Regions from separate parts of the Homo sapiens genome. Here region 2 is linked to region 1. A link is an interaction called in ENCODE POLR2A ChIA-PET data of the cell type or tissue named here. Cell type or tissue: MCF 10A. All regions are shown on one strand. Each heading gives the region's core, and the rest is flanking DNA. Links, peaks and the distances in the headings are about the cores only.

Region 1 (5,081 bases), core at 1,007-3,506:
TTTATGTACATAATTCTTCAGTTACAGGCAATAAATTACTGTTATGTTTTTACCATGCGCAATGAACAATCATAAGAAAATCAGGAGGTGGAATGTCATAACAAGATGCATATGCAAGATTGAAGAAAAAGGACAAATACAAAAAATAGGGCACAAATCATCATGACAGAGTAACCAATACCCCACTTTTTTCAAAAGAAAAGATTACTAGTGTGACAGGATTGCAAAATAAGTTCATTCCTTAGGTAAAATTGTGAAGAAGAGGAAGTCTGCATGGCCATTTGTGCAAATAAGGCATGTTGGGTAGTAAGTAGCAGAACACACACCTCAAATTGGCTTCAAATAGTGATGGCAAGCATTATTTACATCACAGAGGGGCAGACAATGCAGTGGCTGATCAGAGCTTTCCTGATACCATCATGCTTTTTAGAGGCCTCTGCTCTGCCAGCCTGGGAGTCATCTTCACCCTCAGGCTGGTAGACTCCAGTCTCTTAGGTCAGAATGGGATTAGAGACCCGTTCCTGAACCAGTCACACACAGCGGGTGAAACTGCTATGATTGGTTTAGACTTAGAGACTGGAATGGATGCTGGTGAGTCCCATTATTTCTGCCATGCTCTTCCCGGGGTTGTTTTTTCCCCTATGTTTCCTTGTGTTTATGCTCTTTCATTTGCTCAACGCCTTGTTTTTCTTCTTGCTATTAAAATTGAGGTGCAGATTCCCATGCCAGTTTATAGTCACATTTTAATTTGTGTCTTGTCAACAAAAGCATATTTGGAAAATATACTAATGGATGTCCAGCTTCAGTTACCAAGGTAGAATTGAGCAGTACTAGATAGTGAGGTTTGAAGTTATCTGATTTTCCTCCCATTCTTCCTTCCTCTGTCATTCTCTTGTAAGCAATATCATTGCAGAAAACTTGAGAAATACATATGCAAAGGAAAAGTAGAATTGCCCGTAATGTCACCACTCAGAGAGAGAAGCTTTATATTTCAATCTGTGTTCTTACAGTGAATTAAACCTTGGGAAATTCTGTATAAAACTTATTTAGAGAATTATGTTTGATGTTGATGAAAAAAGCCAAACTCTGTAAAATATTTGAAGAGGTTATCTGAGCCAATATGACTGACCATGGCGTGGGGTACAATCTTGAGAGGTCCTGAGAAAATGTGCCTGCGATGGTTGGGTTACAGCTTGGTTTTATACATTTTAGGGAAACTGAAGTTACAGGCAAAAACATAAATTAATACATGTAAGGTATACATTGGTTCAGCCCAGAAAGTGCAGATTGGCAATTGGCGGGGGTGGGGCTTACAGGTCACAGGTAATTTCAAAGATTTTCTGATTGGTAATTGCTTGAAAGAGTTAAGCTTTGTCGAAAAAGTTGAATTCAGTAGAAAGAAATGCTTGAGTTAAGATGGGGAAGGCTGTAGAAGCCAAGGTTCTTGTTACGTAGATGAAACCTCTAAGCAGCAGGCTTCAGAGAGAAAGGATGGTAAATGCCTTTCTTTGGACATTAAAAGGTTTTGGAATCTCAGTTAAATCTCTTCTGGATCCAGTAAAGACCTAGTAAGAGGAGATTCTATACAGAGGCTAATTTCTGCCACAAGAGAGGGCTTTGCAGGGCCATTTAAAAATATGTTAGAGAGGACGGGTGAGGTGGCTCAGCCTGTAATCCCAGCACTTTGGGAAGCCCAGGTGGGTAAATCATGAGGTCAGGAGCTCGAGATGAGCCTGGCCAACATAGTGAAACCCCGTCTCTATTAAATATACAAAAAATTAGCTGGGCGTGGTGGCGGGTGCCCATAAACCCAGCTACTTGGGAGGCTGAGCCAGGACACTCACTTGAACCCAGGAAGCGGAGGTTGCGGTGAGCCAAAATTGCACCACTGCACTCCAGCCTGGGTGACAGCGTGAGACTCTGTCTCAAAAAAAAAAAAAAAAAAAAAAAGAAAAAGAAAAAGAAATATATGTCAGAGAACTATATAACTATATTATATTTTGGGGTAAAATATTTTGATTTCCTTTAGGGCATGCGATGTGTCATGTGATGCTATCCCAGATTCAGGTTAGAATTTGGTATCTTGTTGACACAAAGAGTCTGCTTTAGCAGTTACATGATCTCTATTTTAATGTTAATGCTGGTCAGTTGTGCCTAAATTCCAAAAGTGAGGGGGTATAATGAGGTATGTCTGAGCTCTTTTCCCATCATGGTCAGGAATTCAGTTTTTCAGCTTCCCCTTGGCCCAGAGGGGTCCATTCAGTCATTTGGGGGATGTAGGATTTTATTTTTGGTTTACAATGTATATTGGTTTTCTACACACTCTTGTAGAACTAGAGAAGGGAACTGAAGCTTCTCCTAAGCGCTCAATTTGATATTTTCTTCCTGCCTCACATGCCTTTCACCCCTGCTTTAAGAAACATGTTTGTGCCTGTCTGTTGAGACAGCACTAAATTCTGCATGAACAAACATCCAAACTCCAAGGGATTAGGGTTTGCTCCATAGTCTGGCTTTATTTCAACCCTGAGGTCTTAAATTGGAAGAGCAACCAGGGCTCACAGGCACTGACTCACCTTAGAGACTCTTGCAGAACTTTTGCTCCTGAAACCCAGAGACAAAGAGAGGTGTGCCTGGGAAAGAATGCTTCCCCTGACAAGAGTCGTGATGGAAACTCTTAAGTCATGAGCTTCATTCTTTGGGCTAATAGCACCCGATTCTGCCAAAGCCCAAACTTTCTTCAAAGCAGAAGATCCAGGATCTGTGAGCTGTGAAAGTGACACTGAAAAATTACTTATTGTGAGTTGAACATCTGGCTGCCATATAGTTTTTATTCTTTTCACACTGTTCTCCCCCACCACCGTCTTTGCCACCATTTACCAAGGGTGGAAGCCAGTGTTGCTATGCTTGGCCTTGCAGACATCTCTCCTTGCAACCATTGTTTTGAATGTGTGGATTGAAGTTAAAGGCAGTCAGCTGCAACTGCTAGTGGCTCCCAGGAAGATTGGCCCCTTCATTACACATCCCTGCCATTGTCATCCATAGAATGATTTAAAACTCCCTTTCTCACTTCTTCTCACTTTGGATTATTTTCCCAGAAAGCTACTCTTTGATATGTGAATGACGCTTAAATAGTATCTAGTGAGTGGAAAAGGTTAAATAGATTTCTTCATGGTCAGAGTTGCCAGTGCTTGGGTAGATATGCCCTGAATTCCCTGCCTTGTTCCAGACAGACGCCATGATGCTTATGCCAGCAATGGCGTCTAATGGGTAGAAACTGTATTTACATAAAGCCACTTAGCCATGGGCTCGATTTCTTGTTCACTGACTGTGTAGATAATGGATATCTTTCTTAGTCTCTTTTAGCTATTGTATTAGTCAGGGTTCTCTAGAGGGACAGGACTAATAGGATAGATGTATATTTGAAAGGGCGTTTATTAAGGAGTATTGACTCACACAATCACAAGGTGAAGTCCCACAATAGGTCCTCTGCAAGCTGAGGAGCAAGGAAGCCAGTCCGAATCCCAAAACCTCAAAAGTAGGGAAGCCAAAAGTGCGGCCTTTAGTCTGTGGCTGAAGGTCCATGAGCCCGTGGCAAACCACTGTTATATATACAAGAGTCCAAAAGCTGAAGAACTTCGAGTCCAGTGTTTGAGGGCAGGAAGCATCCAGCATGGGAGAAAGATGAAGGCTGGAAGACTCAACCTATCTAGTCCTTCCACGTTCTGCCTCCTTTATTCTAGCTGTGCTGGCAGCTGATTAGATGGTACCCACCCAGATTGAGAGTGGGTCTGCCTCTTCCAGTCCACTGACTCAAATGTTAATCTCCTTTGTCAGCACCCTCACAGACACACCCAGGAGCAATATTTTGCATTCTTCAATCCAGTCAAGTTGACACTCAATATTAACTATCACAACCATTATTCTTTGATCTGTAAAATGGCAGTCAGAATACTTAGCAAATAGATTTGTGTGAAGTTTAAATAAAATGACAAAATTAAATACCCACAATTGTAGAGCCTAGTATGTGGTTAGCAAATATTAGTTTCCCCACCACCTATCTCTCTGTGACTCAATGTCCATAGCTGGTATCCACAAAGAGAGGGCAAAAGCTTGTAATGTTAGCATAGTTCACAAACTAATGGGTTAGGAGGCTAAGATAAGACAAATCTTAAATTTTTTCTTGCTCCAAGATTTAAAAATTGTTCATTCAACAGACTTAAAATACAGCAAAAATACACCAGTAACACTCAAAGATAGAAACAGTGGGTGGATGCTGCCTCTGTGGCCATTGAAAGAGAAGCTAGGTTTTCTAGAATATACAGTTCTGTGAGATGTCACAACAGGGGGTTCTTAATTTTACAGCCCATGAAAGCATAAAAAGTGACCAGAAACATCAGCAAAATTCTGAAAACAACATCTCATTGCTGTTTCTGTTTGGAGACGTGTAGATGTTGACAACAAAAATATCCATGAAAGTACAAGCCTCCCAGCTCCATCACATGTCCAAGACTCACTGGAAGTGAGGAGAACCTTTGAGGTTGGCCTTAAAGTCACACAGGGTGGGGTATAATACTAAGTAAGAGAAGGTCCACACTGGTTTAATAAAGCCTCAGAGAAGGGTAGAAATCCACATATCAAGTCTCCTCCATGCTGCCTTCAGACAGTTGCTAAGTGAAGATTAATAAGATTAATATTAAATAAGAATAGGTTTAGGGTAAAGCTCTGAACATTAAGTATAAGCAAGATTGGTCTTTTCTAGAACCAGCTTTTGGTTTTATCGATTTGCCCCTATTGTTTTTCTGTTTTCAATTTCACATATTTTTTGCTCTAAATTTACTATTTCTTTTACTCTACTTCTTTTAGGTTCAAATTGCTCTCTAGTTTTTTCAGGTGGAAGCTTAGATTATTGATTTAAGATTCTGCTTTTCTAATATATGCATTTAATGTTTTAAATTTCCCTCTTTTGCTGCATCCCACAGATTTTAATAGGTTGTATTTCCATTTTCATTAAGTCAAAACATTTTAAAATTCCTCTTGAGACTTCTTTGACTATATTACTTAGGCAGGTTTTCAAATATTTG
Region 2 (5,081 bases), core at 1,058-3,557, 110 kb after region 1:
TTAAACAGAACTGCCATTGAACCCAGCAATCCTATTACTGGGTATATATTGAAAAGAAAACAAATTATTCTACCAAAAAGAAATATGCACTTGGATATTCATTACAGCACTATTCACAATAGCAAAGTCATAAAATCAACCTAGGTGATTTGATAAAGCACATGTAGCACATATACACCATGAAACACTACACAGCCATATAAAAGAATAAAACCATGTCCCTTGCAGCAACATGGATGCATGAGGAGGCCTTTAACCTAAGAGAATTAGTGGAGAAAGAGAAAACCAAGTCCTGTATATTCTCACTTGTAAGTGACAACTAAATATTGGATACTCGTGGACATGAAGATGGGAACAATAGAAACTGGGAACTACTGGAGGTGAGAGGGAGAGAAGGAAAGGGTTTTAAAACTATTAGGTACTCTGCTAAGTGACAGGAGCATTCAGACCCGTAAACCTCAGCATCACACAATATATTCAGACAACAAACCTGCACATGTACCCCCATATCTAAAATAAAATTTGAAAGAAATAATTGAATTAGTCCTGAAATAAATAATTGAAAAGTCCTGAATTATAACAGGACATTTCAGTTTCCATGTCCCATTTACATTTTGCATTTCAGTGTCTGCAGAGTTACTTTATTTACCCATCTGATGTCCTTGAATGGGACCACAGGCCTGTGCATAAGAAGGGAGGGTGAACTGATATCTATTTCAGAGGACAGGCTTATGGTGCACAATGTACAGCCAGTCAGCAGAAGCCTCAGGTTTTCCCAAGATGCACCACTGCAGCCAAAGGCCATCTGAGAAAATCTCCCAGGAGGAGCTTTTTCTCCTGGATGTCCAGAACCTTGCATAAGAAATCAGACAGGACGTGTAGTTCAAGCTGAGCGGCAGCAAGCACAATGGAAAGTGAGGGGAGCTGGTTTCTTTCCATGGGAAGTGTCCATAATGTAATAGAAATTGTCTATAGGGTAATAGATTTCAAACTTTTTTCTCCTCCCCTCTGCCACCTTTAAGAATGTGGAATCTTATTCAGGATTCAATTATCTTTTCATAGATCTTAATAGAGCAGAATGATTTGAAACCCTGGTTGCCCACTGTCTTCCTCACCTACCTGGGCTTTCCAGAGTATTTTTTGCAGAAATCTGGGGATCCTGGAAATACGAGGTGAAAACTGCAGAGCTGGATGATCTCTAAAGTTTGTTACATCATGAGTATTCATGATTTCATGAAGGTCACATGGGGAAGCCAAGACTCCAGTTGAGTCTTCCGATTGCCCTCAAATTGGCTCCTTCATTCCTCACTGTGTCCAGCCATGTGTCCACCCACAGCAGTAAAGTCAGTTAAGGCCAAGTTTCCACTCTCAGGAGACGCATGACTGAACCTCACAGCCTTGCTTTGGTTTGGGGGAAATGACCTTAGCTTTGGGCTCCCGGTCCAGATTTATAAATGGAAGCTGAGAGTTGGCCCTTTGGGGAGACCTAACAAAACACTCTTCACTTTAGCATTGTTCAATATCTAGTCATCTGAAAAGCTCTGTCCACGTCTCCATGTTTTATGGCACTCCCTCTTGTTTACTTTGTTTCAATCACTGTGGTCTTCCTTCACTCCGTAAAACTAGAACAGCTTTGCATCACAAGGCCTTTGCGTATATTGTTCCTGCTGCATGCAATGCTCTTTCCTTCGCTCTTTACCAGGTTAACATCTACTTCTTGATTCAAACTTCAGCTCAATAGTTCCTCTCCCAGGAGATACTTCTCTGACCTTTTTGTCCACTTGGAACCAGTCTATTGCTCATGCTTACAGTGAAAGGCAGCTGTCTTTCATGGCCCTTAAGCCAACTGTGAATTACAACTAGCAAACTTACCATGGCAAATAATCTGTGTGATTATTTGATAAATATTTACTTTCCTTTCTAGACCAGGGATTGGAAAACTACAGCCCTCGGGTCAAATCCAGCTCACCATCTGTTTTTGCAAAATTAAGTGTTACTGGAACATAGCCATGTTAACTCATTTGCATATTGTTCATAGCTGCTTTCACACTGTAACAGCAGCGTTAAGTAGTTGCAACTACCCACAAAACTAAAATACCTGGCTCTTTAGAGAAAAGCTTTGCCAACACTTGCTCAAGACCATAAGCTTCTTAAAAACAGGAAATATGACCATATTGCTCATCATTTTGTCCCTCTGCAGCTAACCCAGTTCCTGACATATATTCCTGGCTCAATAAATATATTTTTAATGAATGAATCAATGAGTGATTGACAAACACATTAGTTATATATGTGGAATATAGTCAGAATTACAGAGTAGAAAATTGCATCAACAATATAGGAAAGAAAGCCCTGTTTTTGAATGGCATTTTTATTTTTTAAATATTCATCATTATCAAAAAAATGAGAAATAGAAAGTGTATTGGTGAATGATTTAATATTCAATGATATTAGAGTTGGACAAATCAAAATAACAACTAATCTTGTGTTGAATTAAAACATAAAATCGTGATCAACCATCCAAAGCAAGTGTTTCCATGCAACTAATACCCTCAAATTGCCCGCCAACAATTCAGCCTTTTTAAATGAGGCATGTAACTAATAGATTCTATTTTTTAATACTATTACAAAATATGACTTGTTTCTGGTTGATTTAAAAATATTTTATTTGTTGCACAAATGGCCTAAAATATATATAAAACAATCATATTGCAAATTTTGCTATTCTGTGAGAAGGCATGCATTTTTTCCTCTAGGGACAAAAAATACAGTATAAATTGCCTCCTTGGTAGATAATTTCTAGCTTTTGACTATAAATTGATACATTAAATACACACGGAGAGACATATATTTAGAGGGTATTATTTTGCTTCATTTTTGAACTTAGTTTAAACATTTATTTTTTGCTGGTTTTGTAGAACAATAATCAATGCACAGATTGGGGGCCAGGATGGGGTGGGGAGGCTTTGATGGTATATTGACAGTTTCCTGCTTGGCGACATCCTCAGCCTTTCACAAGGCCACAAGTAATTTACGATGGCAATAAAGACCTGAATATTTTTCTGTATTCAAGGTAGCTCCTTGCTTCCAGAAGAAGCATAGCCCTGCTTTTGAATGTGATCCACGTAGTAGATGTGGAAGACAGCCCTTAGAAAGAGAGGCCATTAGATCAGGAAGCAGCTGTCTGGCAGTCCCTGTTCATATTCAGCAGCCATTCCTGAGACGTGACTGTCACTGCTAAGCAATTTCCCAGGGCCTTGTTCGTTTGGCACACTAGACAAAGCCAGTCTTGGCTCGGTATATCTCAAAAGGCAGGTCTGTACCATAGCAGATTAGTGCACAGGCTTATCTCAGTTCAAAAGCTGCTTCTGCCACTGAGTAACTGCTTGGGGCAAGTGCTTGGACCTGGCTGTGCCACAGTTTCTTCATCTGTGCAGATGGAGGAAATAAAGCAACCTGTAAAGAAAATGGTTGGAACCATCTCAGGCGCACAGTAAGCACTCAATAAAGGAGCTATCATTATTAGCTTTTTTTAGATCAGACATACATTTTATTTATTTATTTATTTATTTTTGAGACAGAGTCTCACTCTGTTGCCCAGGCTGGAGTGCAGTGGCGTGATCTCGGCTCACTGCAACCTCTGCCTCCTGGGTTCAAGCAATTCTCCTGCCTCAGTCTCCTGAGTAGCTGGGATTACAGGCGCCCGCCACCACGCCCGGCTAATTTTTGTACTTTTAGTAGAGATGGGGTTTCACCATGTTGGTCAGGCTGGTTTCGAACCCCTGACCTTGTGATCCACTCGCCTCGGCCTCCCAAAGTGCTGGGATTATAGGCGTGAGCCACCGCGCCCGGCAAATTTTATTTATTTTTAAAAAAATTTTTGGGGTACATAGTAGGCGTATATATTAATGGGGTACATGAGATGTTTTGATACAGGCATGCAATGTGAAATAAGCACATCATGGAGAATGGGGTGTCCATCCCCTCAGGCATTTATCCTTTGTGTTACAAACAATCCTATTATGCCATTTGTTATTTTAAAATGTACAATGAAGTTATTATTGACTTTAGTCATCTTATTCTGCTATCAAATAGTAGGTCTTATTAATTATTTCTATTTTTTTTGTATCCATTAACCATTTCGACCTTCCCCCATCCCCCCACTACCCTTCTCAAGCTCTGGTAACCATCCTTCTACTCCCTAGGTCCATGAGTTCAATTGATTTGATTTTTAGGTACCTCAAATAAGTGAGAACATGTGATGTTTGTCTTTCCCTGCCTGGCTTATTTCACTTAACATAATGACCTCCAGTTCCACCGTGTCGTTGCGAATCACTGAATCTCATACTTTTTTTATGGGTGAATAATACTCCATTGTGTATATGTACCACATTTTCTTTATCCATTCTTCTGTTGACGGACACTTAGGTTGCTTCCAAATCTTAGCTATTGTAAACAGTGCTGCAACAAACATATGAGTGCAGATATCTCTTTGATATACTGATTTCCTTTCTTTGGGATATATACCCAGCAGTGGGATTGCTGGATCTTATGGTAGCTCAATTTTTAGTTTTTTGAGGAACCTCCGAACTCTTCTCCATAGTGGTTGTACTAATTTACATTCCCATCAACAGTGTATGAGGGTTCCCTTTTCTCCACACCCTTGCCAGCATTTGTTATTGTCTACCTTTTGGGTATAAACCATTTTAACAGGGTGAGATGATATCTCATTGTAGTTTTCATTTGCAATTCTCTGATGATCAATGATATTGAGCACATTTTCATATGTCTGCCATTTGTATGTCTTCTTTTGAGAAATGTCTATTCAAATCTTTTGCCCATATTTTGATCAGATTATTAGATCTTTTTTCTGTAAAGTTGTCTGAGCTCTTTATATATTCCAGTTAGCTTTTAAAACAGAATTAAATAGGTTGGGCACAGTGGCTCACGCCTGTAATCCCAGCACTTTGGGAGGCCAAAGCAGGTGGATCATGATGTCGGGAGATCGAGACCATCCTGGCTAACATGGTGAAAACCCGTCTCTACTAAAAACACAAAAAATTAGCCAGGCATGATGGCAG

Evidence for each region. ChIA-PET counts read pairs that join two places held together with the same protein. Peaks named below come from ENCODE experiments on the same cell type or tissue, not always from the same donor. Only the 100,000 strongest peaks of a DNase experiment are listed, where the experiment ranks them.
Region 2: POLR2A ChIA-PET joins it to region 1 with 14 read pairs; 2 of 35 experiments call an interaction of 5 or more read pairs at or near these places.

The regions. Positions count from the first base shown.
Region 1 is chr15:93,835,124-93,840,204 of GRCh38, forward strand. No RefSeq gene overlaps it. Among named protein-coding and RNA genes, the nearest start is that of LINC02207, 19 kb to the right of the region's middle. In MCF 10A, for the core only: no CTCF peak of the experiment used is centred there; a DNase peak (open chromatin) is centred at 2,528.
Region 2 is chr15:93,940,548-93,945,628 of GRCh38, forward strand. The region is part of intron 2 of LINC01580 (long intergenic non-protein coding RNA 1580); the gene reads left to right. The region is part of intron 8 of LINC01581 (long intergenic non-protein coding RNA 1581); the gene reads right to left. Among named protein-coding and RNA genes, the nearest start is that of LINC01580, 42 kb to the left of the region's middle. In MCF 10A, for the core only: no CTCF peak of the experiment used is centred there; a DNase peak (open chromatin) is centred at 2,074.